3 separate regions of the Mus musculus genome follow, and regions 1 and 2 are each linked to region 3. A link is a loop called in an ENCODE intact Hi-C map of the cell type or tissue named here. Cell type or tissue: left cerebral cortex. All regions are shown on one strand.

Region 1 (8,000 bases), 490 kb before region 3:
CCTTGGGTATTTTGGAGCATGGGAATACTGCCTATAAATGTCCATTTTGGTTGCCATTTTCTTCCATTTCTGAAGAGTGTTTTTCGCTGGTTTGCAGCTTTGGGACACTTTTGAGAATTCAGCCGCTGGTTCTAACTGGTCCTTTCTTATTGTTCTCTAGATTTTTCTCTTTGATTTTGTTTTTTCTATAGCTTATGTGTGAAGGGAAGGCGAGAGTCCTTTCATTTACTCTGCTTGGGCTTACCGTCCTTCTCACACCTGTAATTCTAAAAAAAGTTGGGCCTATTACTCCAACGTTTCTTTCTTTCTTTCCCTACTTTCTCTTTTGGGGCAGCAAATAAAATGTATTATAGATAACTCAGTCTGTTTTAAACTCTTAGTTTCTGTTTTACAATTAATCCGTGATACATTTTAGATACATCCTCAGAATCTTAGCATTATAAGAATCCTAGCATTATATTCACAATTATCTGATAAACCTAATATCACAGTCTCCTCCTGTGTGTGTGTGTGTGTGTGAGAGAGAGAGAGAGAGACAGAGACAGAGAGACAGAGACAGAGAGACAGAGAGACAGAGAGACAGAGACAGATTGCTTGCTAGTGGGTGTATGAGTTAGGGAGTATGTATGAGTAGATGTGTTGGCCTGGTGGCACAGAGGCCATTATGTAATGGCCTATAGCCCCAGGCTATGAAGGAAAAACAAAACAAAAAACTTTACAAGATGACTAAATCACACACCAGAGAAAGCAATACAATGAAGAGGGACAGTAAATTAAAGATGTGAAAGTCTGTGGCTGGTGTAACACAGCACAACGCTTTCCAGGAAACTTTCATATGGGAAAGAAGTCATTCTGAAATAATGATTAAAAGTCTAGTTTAGGACCCACTCAAGCCAGCAGTCAGCTATTGTCATTATCAAGTGCTGGGCACTGTATACAGTATTATCACTATGTTCTCTGTGTGTATGTATTTGTGAGAGTGTATGTAAGTGTGTGTGCATGTGTTTATGTGTCTGAGTGTGGAGGTTAGAGATCACTCTGCAATGTCATTTCTCAGGTACTATACACCTTATTATATATATATATATGTGTGTGTGTGTGTGTGTGTGTGTGTGTTTGTGTGTGTGTACAGAGTATGGACATGGGAATTATGGAAATTTCAGTACCACAGCACATGTGGAGGTCAAAGGATAGATGAGTGGAGCCAGGTCACTCTCCCCCACCTTCATGTGAGTTCTAGTGATTGACTCATGTGGTCAGGCTCACAGAGCACATGCCTTACCAAGTGCATAATCAACTCATTGGCTTCATCTTATGATTGAGATGAGGTCTCTCACTGACGTGGAACATGCCACTAGATTAGGCTAGCTTTCCAGTGAGCCCCAGGAATCCTCCTGTCCATACCTTCCAAGTGTTGGGAATACAAGAGGCTACCACCACACCTGACTTTTTAAATATGGGTTTTGGGGACTCAACTCATGTCTTTAAGTTTGCAGGGCCAGCACTTTATGGACTGATCTGTCTGTCTCCCCATCCCTGTGCACAATGCCTTTTTACAGCTGGCAGTGCAATGAGGTTGTTTCAAAGCATGACCACACACGTGTGAGCATCCTGTTGAGTAGTGAGTAACAGTTGTGATGTCACTAGACTATGGGACTTTGGCAGTCCCAACATAATCCTGAAGGTCCATCACCATATATGTGGTCTGTTCTTGACTAAAATGTCAGGAACTCTTGACTAACCCTCCCTTCCACTTTCTGACATTCATGGTTTAGGGAAGGCAAATAGCCTATCTTAGAGACATTTTACTCAGGGTCTGTGGGAGGAGGCAAAGACAACTGGTGTAAGAGTTGGGAGAGACCATCGTGACGTAGATGCCTTGTTGTTATAGCATGGCCTAGAACAATGCTCTGAATCTTGGGTTACACAAGTATGATACACCACATATAAGACAAGGTGAGAGAAAACACAGCCTGTTAGTGAGGCCACATGGAAGCATTCGTAGATATTTTTTGACCTAGGAAATATTTTGAAAGACAACCAAGAACTTTCACACACAAAGCCCCCCCCCCCCAGCTAACAATCTATATGAAAGGGACACCTGAGTCCCCCATGCCTTAGTCCTCAAACTAGCCAGGCATGTGCCTAGTTCATTGAGGCTTCTGGAGAGTTCTGTGAGTAAACAAATCTGCTCAAATGACAAGTTGCCAAAATGTTATATTATATGAGCATCTATACAACCATGTCTGCTCTGCACACTACAGATCCATGGAAGCTGAGGGAAGACACAGTTGTGGGACCACTGGATTATATTAATCTTTGCTTCTGTGATTCTTGACTCCAGCTCTATTCCAAGTCCACCCCAGCAGCCAGATTATTATCCAGAAAATGTGGGAAAGCAGAGTTTTTCACAGTCTCTTATAGAAGGTGAACCCTGAACAGGATTCTGTTATTCGTTCATCAAACACATGAGGGAATGCCATCTTATTGGTTTTTTTTCATCTTGTCATTTTTTTGTAGTTAATAGTTGCGTTTTATTTTTCTTGTTCATTCATTTTCATCTGTGTGCCTATGTACATATGTGTTTGAATATATGTGGAGGCCAGAGGTTAACAACAAGTGTCTCCTTCATTCTTTCATTCTGCACCTTATATTTTAAGACAGGCTCTCTTATTGAAGCTGGAGTTCACTGACTCAGGTTGACTGACTGGGCAGCATGTACCAGCATCCTTCCATTTCCACCTCAATGCTGGGATTACAAACATGCAAGGACTCTGAGGATCAAACTCTGTTTCTCATGCTTACATGGCAGGGACTTTATAAACTGTGACACCCCCCCCAACCCTCTTCATTTCAATGAAGCCCAGGATGGATTCAAACTCACCATGTAGCCAAAAATAACCATGAACTCCTGATCCTCCTGCCTCCACTTCCCAGGAGCTGGGCTCACAGATATAGACGGCTGACTGTGCTTAACTAATAGTTTATTTTTTCACTTCTTCCATCTTTGCTTCTGCTAAGAAAACATACTTATTTTGAAAACATCTATCATGGATTAAGATATCATGGGGAGGGTGAAATAAGGAAGCAGCAAAGTTAGACATGTCCAAGCTGCCAGAGTAGGACAGGTCAAGTCACTGGCAGAAGAGAAACTGAGCTGAGGTCTCAGAGCCAGTTACGGGCAATCTCAATGCAATAGTTAAGGACTCTGTAATAGTCCCTTCTGGAGGTGGCAAAGGGGGGTTCTGACTCATTCCTAGGTCTGGATAAATAGGCCATCCAAGGGTCCTAAGTGGGATGGCCAGGAGATAAGACAAGAAAGAGGACAAAGGCTGGGACTGGGAGGTCTTGCACAAGCTGCCTTATGCTAAACAAGCTGATTAAGAAGTACAGCATTTTATATGTTCCAGGGGAGAAATGGGACAGAGCCAGCAGAAAGCTATCATACAATGGGATGAAGTCAGCGGGAAGCTAATCAGACAGTGTTACACAAAGGGAACACAGGATATCTTGGGACTGATAATCATAGTCTTTTAGGGTAGGAAGAGTTGGGGTTACAGGATCTGAAGCTACAGCTTTGCCAAAGCTTTGGACCCAGGCCATTCCTGACTCTGTACCACCCTGGTTCTTTCTCCATTCATTAGGGACTCAGGGGAAGCCTTGGGTAAACCCAGCCCTCAACAGGGTCCCTCCTTAAAGATCAGCTGGTGATGAATGGCCAAAGCTGAGTCTCCAAAAGCAAAAATCCAAACCACCCGCAAACTCTCTGTCCCTGCAATGGAAAGCAGGAAAGTGTTTGCTGGCCATGGAGAGACTCTGGAGAAGGAGATGCTGTGCATTGGGTGACATCTTCCTGCAGCATCTCTCCCGAGGCCTGGAAAAGACCACACAGTGTCCAGGTACTCTAGAGACAGAGTGAGTGCCTCCCCTCCTCCAGGCACTCCATTCTCTAGTATCGCTGACTCCCAACCCTGTGTAGGAGTGAGTCCCTCTCACCTCCACATCCTCCTTTCCTTCCTCACCTTTCTTTTGTCACATGCACGTGTGCTAATGCATCTGGAGGTAAGCGGTCAACCTTAACTGACATTCCTACAGAACTATTCGCTTTGGTTTTTGAGATATGTTTTATCATTGTCCCAGAGCTCACCAATAAAGCCAGGCTGACTGTGAGTCCCAGGGATCCTGTACTTTACAGAGCCAGTTCCCCAAGCCATGGGTGTCACTTCTGAGTGAGGACTTATCAGATGTGCAGTCATGACCTAAACCCTCGATGCTCTAACTATGGTCTGCAAAATAAAAATGTCAGCATCACCGGGGGCCCACCTAGACATCCAGAACACAGGCCTGGGTGGCACCAAGGGAATTCTTCTTTCCTGAGACAGAAGGGCTAGCAAAGGAAGCCAGAGCCTCAGGGTGGACACTGCTACGAAGTGCCTGTGCCTCTATGTGTGAGCTGGGAGTTGCTGGAATTTTCCCCTTTGATGTAATGAGATAAATATATCATTGGGATTCTTCCACTCCATCTTCACAAGATAGTTCCAGAAATAAAGAGTTATCCATAAGCCTTAGGAGAGTCGAGATGACAACTTCTGGGACATGGAATCTTGGTCCAAATGGGATTTTTTTTTTCCTTGCTGGTGTTACTAATTAAGATTCTCTTCAAAACTAGGCCAGCCCATGTTCTTCAGTTGGCAGTCTGCTCTGAATCTCTCTGTAAACACGTAGTAGCTTGTACAAACAGGGGAGGCTTTACTTTCCCATCCTAAAGAGGGCCTGAAATAAATCCCAGACAACTCTTGGAGTTTGCCTTGCTATAAAAATAGTGGAATTCATTGAGAGCTGCCTCATCCCACTCAGACAGGCTGGCCGGCTAATTGGCCCTGGGACCAGCTTGGGGTGCGTTGGCTTTACCCAGTCTGTTTTACCCAGTCTGTCTTCGCTTTGCATTCTGGGTCTTCAAAGCTTTACACTGAGATGATTCTAGTGTTCATTCTAGTCTAGTGGAAAGAGAGACTGCATAGCATTCAGTCAGGCCTGGACCAACCTTAGTTCTATATCCAACTTTGCCTGGTGTCTTCAAGCTTTTGTTGATACAATGGTCAGTACTCTTACCTCTGTATCATGGATAGGATATATTATCCAAGTCTCCCCTGTTGATACCAGGGGATGTAGTTGAGGTGGCTCTTCAGTCTAACATGGTGCAAAGCTAGACTGAGCTAGGCTAGGAAAGATAGAAGTGAGTCTCCAACTCAGCTGTGAGCTTTGACTGTGATCACTGTCTGTGAGCAACCAGCATGCTCTGAGTGGGTGGAGATCTATTCTCACTTGACACTTGCCTGACTCCCATCCTTGCTGGCCTTCTTTTGAGGAGACAAACGTCTGCCTTTCCTGCTTGTCATGTTCACTTCTGCAGATTCAGAAGCTAGACAAGTACCTGACACATGGTGGGTTTTGCTAAATATTTGATGATTGACACATGGCTTTGAGTATGCAGCTTTTGGGGTAACAAGTGGAAGCAATTCCACTTTGAATGATGTAATCACCCACTTCTCTGCCAATCTTACAATGTCTGCAAAGTCCCTGTGCCACAGTCCCTTAGGAGGTCTTTTCAGTACCTGAGCTGATCAGAGCATTGTTGCTTGTGCTAATAGTAACTGCTTATTTATCAAGTCAGAACACAGAGGCTGAGATACAGCTGAACCCAGGTTACCTACATCCTATAAACAGCATTAGCTACTTCTCATCGGTGTGGAGAAATGGCAAACAAAGCAACTTCAGCAAGAGGGGCTTCACTCTGGCTCCCAGTTTGAGGGTGTTCTGTCATGAGCAGATGTCATGGGGACAGGGCATCAGGCAGCCGGACACATTGGATCAGTCAGTAGACAGGAGCCAAACGATGCTGGGTTCTGGTCACTGGGGTCCTTTTTATTCAGCCTGGGACTCTAGCCACAGGGTGCTGTTGTTCATACTCAAAGGGAGTCTTCCTTGCTGAGAAGAACTCCCCCATCTATAAACACACCTAGAAGTCTGTTTCCATGGTGATTCTAAACCCCAGCAAGTTGAAAATGAAGATCAACCATCAAAGCAGGCACAGGGATTGCCACTTGGAATCCGCTAACAGCTAACGCTAAGTAAGTACAGGCCCTCTCACGACACTGCAAGCATTTTGACTGAGCTTTAACTGCTCAGGGCCCACACACATCCTGTGTCCAGATGTTCAGTGCACTCATACAGGAAGCAAAGAAGGGTGAGGTCCTCAGATTTTGTTTAATAATATTAGCTAGGAAGGGGAGTCAGTGGCTACAGTTAGGGAGGAGGTGGAAGGCAATGTGGAAGGCAATGTCACCTAGGCAGGTACGGACAGGTGTTGCATGTCTCCTCCGTGCTCACGGTTTGTGGAGCAGGAGGACCGGGGTCATATTATGCTGTAATGGTTGTCATTGTCTGCTCTTTCCACCATGTAAGTCTTGGCAGATAACCTAGAGGTCCAAGTGCAGGGCAGGGCTTCACCCCTGTTTCCTTCCCAGAGCAAGACAGTGATGTCCTGTCCAAACACTGCAGTGACTGTTCCGTTGGAAGGTGCTCACTGCAGGATAGGGTACTTCCTTCTGATCCTGAAGATGCTGACTATCCATCCAGACTCTTCCAAGAGACCTTTCTTGCCAAAGGAGTTGGCAGACTTTCCTGAGTGACTTCCTGTCAAGATGGCAGACTGTGCTATTCAGCAATCTAACTGTTGAAAATAAGTCCATTTTGTGTATGAGCATGTGTTTGTGTATGTGATGTGATGTGGGGTGTGTGTGTGTGTGTGTATGTGTACATGTGGAGGTCAGAAGACAATTTTTAATGTTATTCCTTAGGCCCCATCCACCTCATTGTTCAGACAGAGTCTTTTACTGAACCTACAGCTCTGCAAACATCCCAAACTGGGATCCACCTGTCTTTGTCTTCCCCAGTGCTTAGGTTGCATGTGCTCCCCACTGCACACATTTTTGTTTGTTTGTTTTGGTTTTTTGTTTTTTGTTTTTGTTTTTTGTATGTTAGTTCTGCCTCAGGTCCTCATGTTTGTAAAGTAAACACTTTTCTGACCTAAAGTCATTTTTAAAAAATAAATCTGAACATTTTGCATGTGTACGGGACATAGTAGTATATGTCTGTAACCTCAGACGGAGGATGCTGGGAGATTGTGAGTCTGAGGGCCCTCTGGAGGCTTACCTACACCTGGAGCGAGGGAGAAAACGTACATTCCAGCTGAGTGAGCATGCTCAAACACCTCCATCTGCAGGTGGGTAGGACGCTGTCCCTCAGAGAATATTTCTGACTCCTGTGGTTATATCAAAGCATTGGGCCACTCTGAAGCTCTCAAACAGCAACTTGCAGCATAGATGCCAGCCTCCGACGTACGGTAATGACAATTGCTGGTATGTACTGCACCTGCAGATGTAATGCTTAAAATTAAAGTTGTCATCCCGATGTGCTGACCAGGCATGGTGGCTAATATTGATAGTCAGCTCCACAGGATCTAGAATCACTGACAAGACAATCTTCTGGTCATGCCTAGGAAGGATTATCTAGACTGGATTAATTGATGTGCTCCAAACCCATGCTCCATCCCTTGGGCTAGGACCCTGGAGAGGATACAAAGGAGAAAGCATCCCTCGCTTTCTGCTTTCTGACTGTGAATGCACAGTGACTAGCTACTCACACTCCCACTGCCAAGACTTATCTGCCCCAATGCACTGCACCCTCAAACTGTGAGTCAAACAAAACCTGCCTGCCTGCTTTCTTTCCTTTCTTCCCTCCTTTCTTCCCTTCCTTCATTCTCCCTTCCTCTCTTCCTTCCCTCCTTCTCCCTTCTTTCCTTTCATTCTGCCTGCATGCCTTCCTCATTTCCTTTCTTCCTTCCATCCTTTCTTCCTACCCTCCCCCTTCCTTCTATTCTGCCTTCCTTCCCTCCTCTCTTCCTTCCTTCTTCCCTTCCTCCCTTCCATCCTTTCCTT
Region 2 (8,000 bases), 110 kb after region 3:
CCATGTTCATGTATGGCCCGGTTTTGTTGGCTTCTGTGCCTGATCACTTTGTCTTGTTGCTTCAGAGCTGTAGCTTGGAAAGTACCAAGAGCAGATCAGCTCCCTGTGTGGCCAGGAAATGAACAAGATAAAGGGCAGAGGCCCTATATTTTCCTTAAAGGGTGCACCCCTAACAGCTAGAAGACTTCCTACTACTTTTCTCATCTTCATTTCTGACCACCTCTCAAGGGGTGATCTAACCTTCAATCCATGGGCCCAGAGACATTTCAGATACAGACAAAAGCAGACTTTCTCTTTGGTTCCTCCCAGAGCTGGACAGTACAAAGATGGGTAGAAATGGCCAATGCTGTCCAATTATTACAACTCCATGCTATTCTAGAGACTGCTTCCTGTTTTAATATAGCCCTTCCTTCTAGAACATCCCTTAGAACTCTGTCATAACCGCTTTCACTGCTTAACACCTTGGGTTTGAATATGCAGTAGCAAAATAGAGATTTTTCACTGAAGCAGTTTCAAAGTCTCTTCTAAGACAGCAAGGAGCAGCGTGAGGCTCAGCCCCAGCAGCCCCAGCAGCCCCAGCAGCCCCAGCAGCCCCAGCAGCCCCAGCAGCCCCAGCAGCCCCAGCAGCCCCAGCAGTGTGATAGGAAGATGGAAGCACCCTCTGTTCTTTATGGATCACAAAGGCCTGAGCTAATTAGCGTTATTAGAAAGCCAATTAGACATACATTTTATTTCTCTGTGTGGTGGAAAGGGAGTATGCAGAAGCTGACTATGGAGGAGACACCTTTGCCTGTACTGTTGTGGACACGGTGTCTGGAGAAGACGGAGGGAAACTAGGTGGGGCCTGGGGGCTGTGAGATTCTCTTTCTTGAATATGAACTGGACCCAGTGCTCACACAGTCTTAGACTGTCTTTGGTGTACAACGAGCTTCTTTGCCTCATTCCCTGTTTTCCAGTGAGTTTCCCTTTTAGCTCATCTCCATTTTATTTTATTTCTTTCAGTCTTGTACTACTGGATCGTGTTGAATTCATGTTAAACACATTGTGGCTTGAATATGAAAAGTCCCCCAAGTAGTGGCACTCTTTTGGCAGGTTGTTGAACCTTCAGGAGTTATAGTTTTGCCACTGTGGGTCTGGAGGTACCATGCCTTCCCCTCCATGTGGACTGCAGTCTTCAACTGTGAGCCAATCCTTTCTCCCTAAGGTTGTTTTTGCAGTGTGCTTGGTCACAACAACAAGAAAACCCATACACCTCCTCTTTATCTATATTTGAGAACCATCAATCATTTTCATCCATCCCTCTTCCCATCCAGCCATCAAGGGGTTCTCAACCTTGTTGGATGCCCCTCTGCATCTCTATTAGCTGCTATATCTTGTAGTGAGCTTCAAGATTATTTCTGACCTTCCCCTAAGAATCTTTGACCAGTTATATTAGCTAATGGAAGCAAGAAAATCAGACTTAAAACTCTAATAGCATCTGTTATAAAATATATCACCTCTCTCTCTCTGTCTCTCACACACACACATCTAACTATGTGCATCCATCAGATTTTTACTTGTATGAACAAGCTTTCATAGCAATCTATGTGCTAACACAGCTCCGAAGGGAGACCCCCCCTTTTCTGTGAGTTGTTTTCTTTGGATTCATACTCAGTGTGCAGGCCTTTCTGGCTCTCCACTGGCAGTACAGAGGAAAAGTATTCATTTTATGCACTCCTTTCTCCTCATCAAACTCCATGCTTCTTACCAGCACTGTGTTCATTTTGGAATGGGTACCACAAACCCCTTAATATCTTCGTGGTCTAAAGACATCCCCTGGATTTCAGAAGTACTTACTCAGGACCTCAGCTCTGCTCTGCTGAGCTGGCTCAGCCCCTGCTAGCTGCTTTCTTCTGCTGTACAGTCTGGAGTCTCCCATGTGCCATTCTGGAAGCTTCATTGCTACTCCCTCAGCTGCTTTGCACAGCTCCAATCCTCATAACCACGGTCTTACTATAAAGCCTTACACTGTCCTCATCCTTCACTTGCCTTTGAGCAGAAGCAAGAGTGACCTCATTGGATAGGCCACTCTTTATGGTTACTCAAAGTAGATGAAACCGTCAGCACAGAATAGTCTAATAAAGATATTTGCTTGCTTTAGAATATGCTGTCACAGCCTTGTGTGTTCCTCTGTGCACATGACTATGCTCCTGCATGTGTGTGCCACTGCATATATGTGTATCTTTGTGTGTGACGGTGGGTGTGTGTCTTTCTGTGTGTGCCAGTATGTGTCTATATCTGTGCATTTGTGTGTGTGTGTATATCACTGGTGGGTATGCCTGTGTATGTGTCAGTATATGTCTGTGTGTGTATGTGTGTGTGTGTGTGTGTGTGTGTGTGTGTGTGTACCAGTGGGTGGGTATGCACCAGTGGGTGGGTATGCCTGTGTATGTGTTAGTATGAGTCTGTATCTGTGTGTTTGTATATACACGTATGCCTGTGTATGTACATCTCTGTGTGTCTAAACTCATGCATACATGTGTGTGCATATATGTGTATCTCTGTATGTGGCTGGCTATATGTGTATGACTGAGATTGTGTATATATGTCTATGTGTGTGCCAGTGGGGGTGGGTGTGTGCCTGTGTGTGTCGATCTGAGTCTAAGTTTGTGTGTGTGTGTGTGTGAAGGACATAATGTCAAGCTTTGTGTTTCTAAAAAAAAATGCCCAAGAAGTCACATTACTCAGAAAGTACAAACCAAGCCCAAGTCCACAGAAAGCCACATAGCTGATGCCCTGATGCTGTGTACACACTGGCTGCATGGATGACATTTATGCTGGCATTGCCTCCACCTTCTCCATGAGATTTGCTTCATCCATCTTTCATAAGCATTTCCTTGTTTCAATGTATCATCTGTAGAAATTCATTGTGTGTTTTTTTTCTGTATCAGGAGCCACTCAGATGCAACCTCATCTGTCACTAAAGTCAGCTCTTGCTTTCCACCCCAGGACATGGTGGTGTGCTCTTTAAGTCTCCCTCTGAGAAGCTGCAGTTTTCAACCACCCTGTGTTCATTTGTGAGCCTTTATTTTGTAAAGGAGCAGTCAGTGATAGGGTTTGGAGCCACTGCTGTCAGATCTGAACTTTGCTCTGTAAGCCCTGACCAGTGTGAAGAAGATTCCAGGAGACTCTGGGTTTCTTTGCTACTAACCAGAGGCATCTAGATATGCACCATGCTCTCCCTCCCATTCTTCTGTGTTGCCATCATTCCTTCCTTTGATTCCATTCTTCACCACGGGTTTGATATTGTGTAGCTCACAGTGATGCTGCTGTACATAGAGGAACATTTCTTCCTCCCCTCCTCAGTGAAGTCGAACTCCTGCCTATGGCCTTGAGTCCTACTGATCAGCTCCATCCTCAGCCTCCATCCAGCAAGCACACCTCTTGCCTTCCTCCTTAAATCCATTTAAATCATGTTTACCCATACAAAACCTTTCATGTCTCTCAGTCTTTTAGAACCATGTTCCGTGTGTGATTCTGTACTCCATAGGTGAAGAGCCTCAGGATTTTCTATGAAGTCCCTGGAGATCCTGCCTGAACTGGGAAGATAACGATAATCCCTACTGTGAGAGCAAAGCTAGCTTCTATGGCAAGCCTCATTTTGCACTTTCATTTGTTACCTAAATCAGAGACACAACCATGTTCAGAAAGAGCATTATACTATCTGCAGATGGTAGAAATCACTGAGACTTCCTGGGTGGTAGTTGTGTGTGATTTGTATGTTCATATGTATGTACAGGTCAGAGGACAGGCTTGGGTGTCTGTTTACCTTTTGCTGTTGCTTTTGAGACAGGGGCTCTCAATGCCCTGGAACTTGCCATGTAGGTTAAATAACCTGGCCATCGAGCCCCAGGTAATCTAAACTTTAATACCACCCATGCCCTGTCAACACTGCTACTGCCATTACTGGGAGTATAGGCATGTGCTACCATGCCTGTTCTTTTTAGGTGGGTACTAAAGATCAGACTCATTCTTGTGCTCCCTAAGCACAATTTTATTCACTTAGCATACCATAGTATATCTAACCAGCACACAATTGTGGAATTATTAGAGAATGCATACTCTCTGGAATTTGGAAGTCCATAAAAGCTTCATCTTAGTAAGGTCCCTCTCGGTGGCTCCTCCTTTCCTGCCCTCTGGGTCACAAAGCTCCATAGGAATCTGAGAAAAGAGCCAAGAGGTTCCCAAAATGCAAAGGATGTGGCACACAGCTCTGTGGCCTGCCTGTGAGTGCACTGCCCTTTTCCCTAACAAAGATTTAGCTTAAAGCTGCAGGCCACTTGCTAGTGCCATTCACATTCCTAACTCCACCCCCACATCCTTTCAGTAATCTGCAGCAGAGCTGCCTCTGTCTCTAGCCAAGTCACCTTCAGTCAGAGGGCTCACACAACTCACTCCCTGCTTGGTCCTTGGCCCACTTACCAGGGCTGTCGCCAACTCTTCTGTCATCTCACCCTCCCTCCCCTGAATGAGGCATAAGCGGCCCCAGGTCCACTGTTTATTTCGTCTTCTCTCAACTGTGGACTCTGAATCACAACTGAAATGCTTGTGAGTCATACCAGGGTTCCCACTCACAGCATGTTAGTGTGGGCAGCTGTTGCCCCCAGAACTGAGCTTCATCCTGGTGATAGAGCAATGTTTGGCCACCTCCTGGCAAGCCCTCTTACTTCCTGTTGACCCTTCTCTCAGCAATCTCTTCCCTCAGCCACCCAAATTCTCCTCAGAACAATGAATACTTCACTTCTCCAGGAAATAGATACTTCAACCTCTAAAGCCAATGGGTCCCATCCTTGTTAGATCTTCCTCCTTTCTGTTCTCTCAGGCACGAACTACCCCCCTGAAGTCTCTGGGTATGGCTGGCTTATCCTTACCAGTAGCATCCCCCATCATGTTCTGTGCAAACCCCATGAAGATTTTTATCTGCACTCTTCCAGAACTTTCTTCCCAAGGCCCAAACTACCTCTGTGGCTCCTCTGTAACCTCCACCCCACTTCACACATAGCACTGAGGATGCTAACACTGAGCTCTTTATCTTGTTCTTTTCTGTGGAGAATACCCATCAAAGCTTGGCCCATGTTCCTCCTCGATTCACAGGAAGGGAAACACAGAGAAGTATAAGATCTCAGAGTTATGACCAGAGTTTAGAAACAGCATTTCTCTTTTATCTAAACTATCACTCTGGGCTGGACTGATAGACTCACTATTTGCTACTTGAAAAATAGCATACTGGGTAATAGAAATGTATTTAAGACTTTTTTGTTTTTCAATTATCTGATTATGACTTTGTGGTAGGAAAACATAGCAGTCATGAACCAAATCCATCAAGAGCTTGAGTTCCTATGTTTATCCTCACAGATCCCAGAATGTTCTGGAAAGCCATGGGCTATGGGAACTTGTCCTTTTCTTTCCTGATTCATCTTTGTACTGTTACATCTGTGAGTACATGAGAATCTGTTTCTCTAGAGCACTAGAGGATCACAGGTCAAGAGACGGCAACAGGGCCCATAGGAAAGATTCCTGGTTACCCATATCAGACTGACAGTGAGTCTGTGTATTACCCCAAACTCACTTAATCAAAACTAGACTCTACATTGGGTAGCATATATCTGTACATGTATTATCTTTGTCATACTGACACATCTAAGGTTATAAAAAAAAAACAAAACAACTGACTAGATCAGACAGGACTGTGGACACATCTATGGGAATTATCTCAATTGTTTATCAATACAGAAAGACTCAGTTCACTATGGGTGGCACCATCCCTGCACAGGGTGTCCTGAGCTGTATAAAAAAATCTAGGTAAGTGTGAACCCAACTGACCTACCAAACAGTATTCCTTCCTCCATGTTTTCTGTTTCAAGTTCTTGCTTGAATCCCTGTCTTGACTTCCTTCAATGATGAACTGTAGCCTGGAAGTGCAAGCCAACTAAATCCTTTCCTTTCCTAAACTGCTTTTGGTCATGGTGTTTGCTACAACAGCAGAGAACAGCTAGAACCATTGAGTCCCCATACTGGAGAGTCTGAGAGCTTACAAAAACAAGCAGATAAGCAACAACTCTCTCAGTAAACTGAACACTTGACCACTGGCCACTGTCTAGCTCTCTTGTGTATAGAGCACTTTGTCCAGCACTTTGTATCACCCTTTCCTTGTGTATGACACCATGTTATAACATGTCCTGTATCCTCTTGCTTTTAAAGTCACTTTACTTTTTGGTGAGTTAGATCAGGATTGTGTCAGCTATCTGGACACAGTCACCCAGGTGACCCTGGCTCCAACCTGCACTGCCTAGTAATCATACCCATTACCCCAAACCCTCTGCTCCCTGTTTGGTTGGTGTTGCTCAGGGTGCAGCATCATTCTCTCTCTCTGTAACCTAAAATCAACAGCCAATGTATGATCCTCAGGGTGTGTCAGCATGTTCATCCCCTCTGCTGCATACCTTTCAGGGTTCTTCCCTAGGACATCTTCATCTCTCCTCACACCTCACTGTGTGTGTAAGAAGCATTGTCCCAAGTCATTGTGGGACATAACACTGCCAATATAATATTTTGTGTACCTCTTTTGCTTTTCTTCATCTCTAGTTTTGACATTATAGTATTTGGCACTGAAGCCAGAGCCTTGCACACACTCTGTGAGCGTTCTACCTCTGAGCTGAATCCTTGACCCCTACCCTTAATTTTCATGGGTTTCTTTATATTGACTCTTTAACATATACCCAGATTTTTTTGATGCTAAGCAATCCAATGGCTTCTCCCTCCAGTAAGTACACAGTTCTTCACATTAATCACATTAACCATACATTCAGACTGATCTCTATCTGTATGGCTACCATTCTCTCAAACTTTCTGTATGTGTTGGGTTTTGCTAAGATGGAATGCTCAGACACATTTATTCCCGTGTCTGAGAGCACTCCTTCTTCCTTTACCGTTTACTAGGTTGTATATCTGTTTCTTAGTTTGCTTCCTTGTTTGTCTGTTTGCTTGCTAGTTTTCTTTTTGCTTTTATTTCTGTAGCTCTGGCTAGCCTGGAATTTGTTCTGCAGCCAAGACTGACTTTGGAATTGTTAGATCTTTCTAACTGTGCCTCCCGCAATCTGGGATTACAGGCATGTGCCACCACACCAGGCTAGCTGTTAATTTTTTTTTTTTTTGTACATCCTATCCTTTAACACTCTGTATACTTCTCTTGAACATGACACCAGGTCTATGGTTCAGCAAGACTATAAGAGTGACACCCTCTTTTTACCCAGTGTGTCTTCCTTAGATTCTTATACTTTTCAAGATGATTTCTTGGTAAAAATGAAATGGTTTTGTCTCTTAAATTCATTGTTATAATCTATTTAAACCATTTCTTCTGGTAGAACAGTCATTTCTTATTACAGTTCTTAACTTTTAATGTTCTGTGAGTTTATGCATTACTTAGTTTGCTTGTTTGCTAGCTTTTGAGACAGGGTTCCATGTAGTCTATGCTGGTCTCAAATTATCTCTGTTGCCAAGGATGGTTTTAACTCCAGAACCTCCTGCCTCTAAAACGTGAGCCTTGGAATTATAGGTGTGGCTTATGTGCTTCTGGAAATCTAGCTGAGGCTGTGTGTGAGTACTCTACCAAATGAACTACACCCTAAACCTTTCTGTACTTTGAAATGTCTTCCCTTTTGGATGATAGTTTGCCTGCTTTTAAAATCACAATGACAATTATTGATTATCCTTCAGCTCTGTGTTTAACTGCCATTCATGTATAGACAACCTTTCATGGAATTTTTAATTTACACTCTACCTTTGATATCTGCAAGATTTAGAGTCATCTAGAAGACAAACCTCTGGGCATATTTGGCAATGCTGTTCTAGGTGTCATTAGCTGAAATGGAAAATCCTCCTGTGTCTGGGACGGATAAAAAAGAGAAACCCAGATGAGCACCTATCTATCAGCATCTATCACCCTCTGCCTCCTGCCTGTA
Region 3 (8,000 bases):
AATATTAGAGAAACACTATTAACATTTTAACACTAATAGAAACACTAATAGAAACATTTTAACACTAATAGAAACACTAATAGCATTTTAATATTAGAGAAACAATGTTAATTTTAGATTTAAATATTTTTCAAATGCCAGAATGGTTGCAAGACTGTCTATCTGTCTGTCTATCTATCAAACTTGGCTGGGGATATATCTCAGTATTTACTTGGAACAATCTGAAGTGTTTAGTTGGAATGCATGAGGCTGTAGGTTCAATTCCTAGTAGTGGCAAAAAAAATTTTTTTTAATAGAACTAAGACACTTTGTATAGTTTACCTCGTACATCAATTATTTAGAATTTGCCTCATTTGTTGTTTCATTCTTTTTCTTAGTAGATACAGATAGGTGATAGTTGGTAGGTAAACAGAAGATAGAATGGTAGATGTTAGGTACGCAGAGAAAGAGAGATGATAGAAAGAAAGAAAGAAAGAAAGAAAGAAAGAAAGAAAGAAAGAAAGAAAGAAAGAAAGAAAGATAGAGATGATAGATGATGATAGATGATAGATAACTAGATAGATGATAGAGATAGATAGATAGATAGATAGATAGATAGATAGATAGATAGATAGATGATAGATAGATAGATAGATGATAGATAGATAGATAGATAGATAGATAGATAGATGATAGATTGATGATAGATAGATAGATAGATAGATAGATAGATAGATAGATAGATAGATAGATAGATAGACGGATAGACGGATAGACAGATAGACAGATAGACAGATAGACAGATAGACAGATAGACAGATAGATAGATAGATAGATAGATAGATAGATAGATAGATAGATAGATAGATAGATAGAGATGATTCACATGTAGATAGATGATTAGCAGATGGATTTTTCCGCCCTCTGTCATTCAAGACTGAGCGAGAGGTATCTTTGCCAGTCATGCTACATTGTTTCCCGAGAGCAGAGTACATTCTTATTCTTAGCCTTAGGACAGTGGTCAAAGGGACAAAGTCTTCATGTCATCCCATTTCCTCCTCCACAGCACATGCTTGGGTTTCCTTGGCTTTATGCCTTTTGTAGCGACCTGATCCACCTCATTTCCATCATACCTCTTTAGTCCTCTGAGTCTGAAACTATCTTTTTGCTCTACTCTGTCTCTCCTGACTTTGACCTTTTGGAGTGTTCTAGTTTGTTTTTCTGTTCAGTTTCTCTGATATTTCTTCCTGCTTAGGTGGTCACGGACTTTGGCAGGATCTCACAAAAGTGACTTTAGGTTTTCCCAAGGAACCCTATCAGGAGTCTTTAGATGTCACCTTGTCCAAATATCAGTGATGTTAGCTTTTTAAAAATTGGTTAAAGGACATCTGCCAGACTTAGCGACCAAAATGCATAGTCTCTTTATGAAGGACAAGCTTCCAGGAACCCCAGACCTCCTGCTCAGTTTAGGCTAATGATTTTTGGCCCTGTCACCCAGGATGTATTGCTCATTTTCTGCCTGGGACCCACACAGCCCTGGCTCTCATGCTGCTGTTCTTGCTATTTTGGTCTGAGAGCCTAACACATGCTAGGTAGCAATGAGAATCTCCCAGCCACTGCCTGCTGGCCACCCAGGCTCTTCTGCATACCTGTGGTACCCAAATGATCCAGTGCTGACCAACTTTGTGGGTGGGAAGAGAGAAATTGGCACTATGGGTTGTACTCATCTTTGCTGGGAAAAGTCCATCCCTTCTCATTCTTGAAACCGTCAGATGCTTTTGTAGGAAAAATTTCAGCTGAAGAGCCATTCAGGGGATTTCAATCCCCTGGGCATTTTCCTGAGCTGGACCTGGGTCATGGCTGTGGTGTGAAGGGAGCAGAGCATGCAGAGTCTCAGAGACAAGGGATCAATATTTCATTTCTATATAGAGAGCCCCACTGTAATGCAGGCCTGACAAACACCAGTGTCTACTAAGAGAAAAGAATAAATGAAAGAACAAAAGAATGAAAACAGGAGAAAGAATATGTGATGAAAAATAAGCCAGACTCAGAAAGATAAATCTCATATCTTCTTCCTCACACATATACTCTTTGTCTCTCTCTGACTGTCTTGCTCTGTGTGTGTGTGTGTGTGTGTGTGTGTGTGTGCATAGTTATGCACACAGATCATCAACCTGATATAAAGGCAGACAGGAAATAGGTTGGCAAAGTGTGTGACATATGTGTGTGAAATTTTCATCATGAAACCCTTGACCTTGTGTGCTATATTGAAAACTGAGAAAAGAGAGGGTAGAAGGGAAGGAAATAGGGATAAGAAGGTGAAGAGCAGAGAGAATGAGGGAAGGGAGAATGCTTACCATGATTTTCTAAGCCCAGTCCTATTAACAAGCCAAAGCTGCAGCCCAGAATTCTACATTATACTGAGGCAAGTGGGTTGAACATTGGTTTATCTTGATGTTTACTTCAGTTCTTAGTGCCCAGTTCTCAACATTCCTCAAGGAAAGGGGAAAGGCAGATGCAGACTGGAGTCAATGCTTGACTCCACTGAACTAGCCCATGTCTGATGGCATGTATGATGGAGAGCTAGGCCATGCCCATCTGAGAGCTGGCTTCTTTTCATTTGACCCTGGAGTTTAGAGGCTACCTGATAGACCAAATCCTTGCACTGATTGACTGGTACATGGTTTCAGTGACTTTTTCTGAAGGCTCCACCTCAGCTCTGTGGCACAAAGCACTAGGTAGATGAAGTCTTAGATTTTGCTGGATGACCTTTTCTGTAGAATCCAGGGATTTCAAAAAGAAAAATAAATGAACCATGACAAGTCCAGGGGAAATGACATAAGTTGACAGAGTCATTGCCCAGGAGTGTAGAGAAGTCTCCAGGTCACACACAAAGTGTCTACTATACAGCCACACTCTCAGCTCCTCCTAAGACATGCTCCATGGCTGACCCCTCTTCTTCCCTTCCCTTTCTCCTTCTCTTTCTTTCTCCTTCTCTTCCCTCTTTCTGTAAAGCTCTTCATCTCTCCCTCTCCTCCTCTTCTCACTCTCCATCACTCCTCCTTTACCCCCACATTCTCTCTCCTTCTCTACCTTTCACCTTCCCACTGCCCTTCCTCTGCCTTCTTTGAGTCTTTGACACAGGATCTCAAGCATCCTTGAACTCACTATGTTGGAAGGATGACTTTGAACTTGTGCTCCTCCTGCTTCTGACTCCCTAGTGCAGGGATTAGGGGTGAACACCTTCATTAGACAAGCACTGTGCCAAATGATCATTATCTCCAGCCCAATTCTGAGAAATATCTCTTGACTTCTACAACCCCCTTCACAGTTCCTGCTTTGAGCTCCATCAACTCATCATTTTTGTTTACTTGCAATGCCCTTCCCAGGATCATCTGTTCAGCTATGTTGCCTTTTGAGCTAGACTGGAAGATTCTAAGAGCTGGAACTACCCCACATACTTAGCTCTTCCCAGTGTGCCTCACAGTAACTCCCTCCAGACTGTAGATACACAACAAACATTGACAGGTAGACTAGGAGATTCTTGTTTCTGTTTTTCCTGAGAGTTTTTCCCAATAGCTTCATAAAGCAGGTTTCTAAACTGGCATGGATAAGGATTTGTCTGCACAGTTCAATTACTACATCTGAGTACCAACCTGCCAAGGCAGTGACACAGACCTCACTTTGTCTCATTGAAGGGTTATGGAGACATTATGCTTTCTGCACTTTGGCTTTTGTGAGCCTGTATAAGGAAAGCACAGAGTTTGTGTGTATGATGAGGGACTCTCCTTTCCCTCTGGGAACATATACCCATGTTGTGTTTGCCTATGGGCTCTCTCCAAGGTGCATTCAACCACAGCTGTAAGGCTCTGATCAGTGACCTATGGTGTCCCCCAAAGAGATGATGGAGCCCAAAAGCAGTGTTTACAGCCCTTCACTCTTTGCTGGAAGCCCTTCAGGCTGTGCTTTACAAATGAGGTTTTAAGCCGCATCACCTGAAGATGGATTTCTGTGCTCAGTCAGATATTAGCAGTACATGGTTTGGGTGGTATGAAATGGGAGTTTAGTGAGTTTAGTCCCCCCTTCACCTTAGGCTAATTATTAAAGAAAGTGTTTGTAGGCCTGCCGACTCTCATAATTCATCCTGACTCACACTTTTCTAGAGTCAGGCTTACAGAGCTCCATCTGCAATGCTGTGATCATTGCCAGAAGAACGTGGTAGGACTGAGTCATACTCCCCCATCTGTGATGGCGTGGGACCCTTGCTAGAGGAATGTGGTAGGACTGAGTCACAACCTCATACTCCTCCATGTGTGACGGCAGGAGCATAGCTGATGAGTGTTGTGGAACCAAGTCATCATTCCACGGTGCAGATGAACTCAGGGAACTTCATTCAGAAACAAGTCTGCCCTTTCCTTCTTCAGTGTGATGGAGTTACATATCCTAAGTCCTCCCATGAGCAAAGCAACCACAATAACCAGGTGTTCTAGTTTGCTTCTCACTGCCACAATACAGATACCATGGTCAACAAACATGGGGAGGGAAGAGTTTTTTTTGGCTTACTCATCTCAATCACAGTCCATTATAAAGAGAAGCTAGGACAGGCACTCTAGCAAGAACTGCAGCAGAGAACATGGAGAAACACTTACTGACTTGTTTCCTAAGGCTTGCTCAAGTTGATTTTTTTATACAACTAAAGACTAACTTCCTAGGGATGGCATGGCCCACCATGAGCTGGGTCCTTGCATATCAATCATTAATCAAGAAAATGTTCCACAGACTTGCCTACAGGCCAATCTTATGGAGCCATTTTCTCAACTGAAGTTCTATCTTCCCAGATGACTCTAGTCTGTGTCAAGTTGACAATGAACCTAACAACCACATCAGGTGACAGACTTTGATACCACTTTCAAAGAACAAACTTCAAAACTCCGGAAAGGAAATAGACAAGATACCAGGTGCCCAGAATCTATCGCCTTCTAAAAAGCACATTAAGAAGAATGGAATCATTTTTCTCCTTAGAGAACACTTACCTTGAAATATAGTCAACTGCCCTGGAATCTTCCATTTCTACTTTCTGCTTTTTCCCCCCTCTCTCTATAGTGTCTGCAAATTTGCATTCCTATGACATATGTGTATATTATGCACTTGAAAATTTTATATAAAGAAAGTGAGAACGGTGGCACGTAAGACTCTAAGAACGTTAAAGATTTAGTGCAACACCTAATTTTAGAGGTAGAGATACTGATCCAAAAGCAGGCCTGAGGCCCGTTTACAGGAAGCAAACAAATGTCCTACAAGAGATGGTAGTCTGGCTCAGCCCCCACCCAGTGCCCTCTTCAGCATGACTGGCATATACGTTAGCTAGACATTACACTGAGGCTTCCACCCACTCTGGCACAATCCCATTAGCGGTTATGAGAGTCCTATTATTAGAAAACAGCTACTGAAAGTATTCTCATCTCAAACTCAGGAAGTGGAAATGAAACCGAGAGTATTTAAGTTTGCTAAATAGAACACTGGAACAGTCCTGACATCCCCATCCTCACCCTCAAAATGATGAGGTTAGCTGGATGATCATTGATGGGAGCATCTCTATCTGAAACACCTATGAAGTCTAAGTCCTGTGAGTATTCCCCATGAGATTTGCTCTTTGTCTCTCCTCAACTGTGACTCTTGAAGGATCTCGAACTTCTATTTTTCCAAATATAAGATGGAGCTAATAATAATTGCCAAGCTGTGGTGACAGTAAACAAGATAATTCACGTTTATTCTTTGAATAAAAAGCAATGTGAAAATGCACCGTGAATCACTTAGGCAGCTTGCAGATAGCCAGGGACTGTGGGATAAAATTAGCCCAAGATGAAGAGGGATGCATTTGTTTGATGGATTCTTTCTCATGGATGCTCAATTCCAAGGTGAATCTTCTGCCTTTCAGAAATTGTGAGCCAGGATGAACTCAGGGCCACTATTAACATTTAACAAAACTGCACATTATTAAAATGGTAATCTGCATTCACTTCAGAGAGGTAAACTCCAGTGCACTCCATGCCTAGGGTTTAATGGCATTCTGCTGCTAGTTTAGATTGCAGATCTAGCAACTTCATCAACTGAAGAGCCGAGGCCCAATTGTAATACTTTTCGCAACATTTAGAAAATGCTTTTCATTTATTACCACCACTTCTTTGCTTTATATCCTCACTAACAAATATATCTATAAAGACGCTTAAAACTGATTCAACATATGCATATGTTGGGATGTGTTTGTAGATGTATGTGTGCATACATGCATGGACCAAAGGCCACCTCAGATGTTATCCCTCAGGCACTGTCTTTCTTTATTGAGAGAGGGTCTTTTGCTGAACTTAGAGCCTCTTCTGCTCTGTTTACCCAGCCCTGGGATTTTAAGTGTGTACCCCCATGCCTAGCTTTTGCACATGAAGATCAAATTCAGATCCCCATGCTTACACAGTCAGCACCTTATCTACTGAGCCATTTTCCCAACCCTTGAATTACTATCATACAGAGACTCAAGTCTCCATCATTGCATATATTGCACAGATCAGTGAGCTACCATTATTGCTATGACTTGAGTAGAACAATCTAAATCTGGCTCAGCTATCCCTACCATCAATTCATTAATCATCTCAAAATTGCAAATTCTTTTTTCTTTTCTCTTTTTTATTAGATATTTTCTTTATTTACATTTCAAATGTTATCCCCTTTCCTGGTCTCCCCTCCCGAAAACCTTCCCCCCCCCTTCCCCTCCCCTGCTCACCAACCCGCCCACTCCCTCTTCCAGGCCCTGGCTTTCCCCTATACTGGAGCATAGTGCCTTCATGGGACCTTTTTGAGAGCTTGTACAACTAACATCAATAAACAATGGCTTGCTTTGGGAAGGAATCTCTACCAGCATACTAGGGTGACTTGGAGGGTGCAGGGAGTACCTTTGAAGAAAAGAGAAGCTGGGCATGGTGGTGCACATCTAATCCCAACACTGGGAGGCTGAGGTAGGAGGCACAGGTTCCAGGCCAAACAGAGCTAGATAGTAAGACCCTATCTCCAAGAAGGAAAAAAAAAAAACCAAAAACCAAAAAACCAAAGAAAGAGATGAGGAAGATGAAAATTGTACCTGAGTTTTGTCTGTTTAGGAGAATCCAGCGTTAAGATAATAGCATTTGAACTTTAATTTGCATGCCAGTCACTCCCTACCCATCCTGAGGAAGTCAGTGTGAGCATTAGTCACTTTCCTTGATGGGTGCACTGATGAAGCATCTGACTGAAACAACTCAAAGAAGGAAGAAGGTAGGGTTTATTCTGGTCCACAGTTGAAAAGTACAGTTGGATGTGGCAGGGAATTCATAGTTGCAGGAGCAAGAAGCAGAATTGTGCTGCATCAGCAGTCAAGAGCGCTCATCTTACTTTCATTATCAAACCTGGGGTCACACAACCAGGGTCCCAAGCCAAGTCCAGCCACCATCCTCAATATGCCAATCATTTGTGGAAAACAGAAAAAGGAGATTTTTTTTTTTCCAAAGAGAGACAAAGAGCTCCTGTGAACCAACTTGCCCAAATTTATCTTCAGGATCCTGAAATGAGACTAAAGTTTAAATAGAGTACCAAGGATGAGTTAATTAATCAGTTCCATTCAAGATGCTGCCCACCAATGACCTATCATTGTCTGGGCTTCAGTATCATCCTGTAAAATGATCAGACAAGTTATTAGAACTGTGTGAAATCTGGTTTCAGGACACACCTCTTTTTCTTGGGCATTTGGGGAGCATGGTAGCAGTGTTTTCCTTCTCCCAGCTTAAGATTCCTGGGGAAATTTCCATTACTTTGGGATCAATAGCCTGATAGTCAGATTGAGAGACATAAATGCCACTTTAAAGTATTTTCCGTCTCCTAGGTGACTCTAGATCCTGTTGAACTGATTATGAAGATTAATCATTGTGGGTAGTGAACATTTAAAGGATAATACATGACTTAAAATACTACTGGAATCTTTGTTTAATTCTGCA

What was found. A loop is a pair of places that touch in the nucleus more often than their neighbours do. Peaks named below come from ENCODE experiments on the same cell type or tissue, not always from the same donor. Only the 100,000 strongest peaks of a DNase experiment are listed, where the experiment ranks them.
Region 1: it touches region 3 in a loop (2.0-fold over the local background); 2 of 42 quality-filtered maps call a loop at or near these places.
Region 2: it touches region 3 in a loop (4-fold over the local background); 2 of 42 quality-filtered maps call a loop at or near these places.

What each region holds. Positions count from the first base shown.
Region 1 is chr8:127,670,780-127,678,779 of GRCm38, forward strand. Gm32532 (a long non-coding RNA gene) reads right to left here. Exons shown (of 4, transcript XR_388233.1): 3 at 7,216-7,434; 4 at 6,287-6,733. Among named protein-coding and RNA genes, the nearest start is that of Gm32532, 16 kb to the right of the region's middle. In left cerebral cortex, no CTCF peak of the experiment used is centred here; a DNase peak (open chromatin) is centred at 4,750.
Region 2 is chr8:128,268,615-128,276,614 of GRCm38, forward strand. All of the region lies in intron 1 of A930035F09Rik (a long non-coding RNA gene), which reads right to left. Among named protein-coding and RNA genes, the nearest start is that of Mir21c, 5.6 kb to the right of the region's middle. In left cerebral cortex, no CTCF peak of the experiment used is centred here; DNase peaks (open chromatin) are centred at 1,909 and 4,540.
Region 3 is chr8:128,160,912-128,168,911 of GRCm38, forward strand. No RefSeq gene overlaps it. Among named protein-coding and RNA genes, the nearest start is that of Mir21c, 110 kb to the right of the region's middle. In left cerebral cortex, no CTCF peak of the experiment used is centred here; DNase peaks (open chromatin) are centred at 4,231, 5,360 and 5,784; H3K27ac peaks cover 829 bases.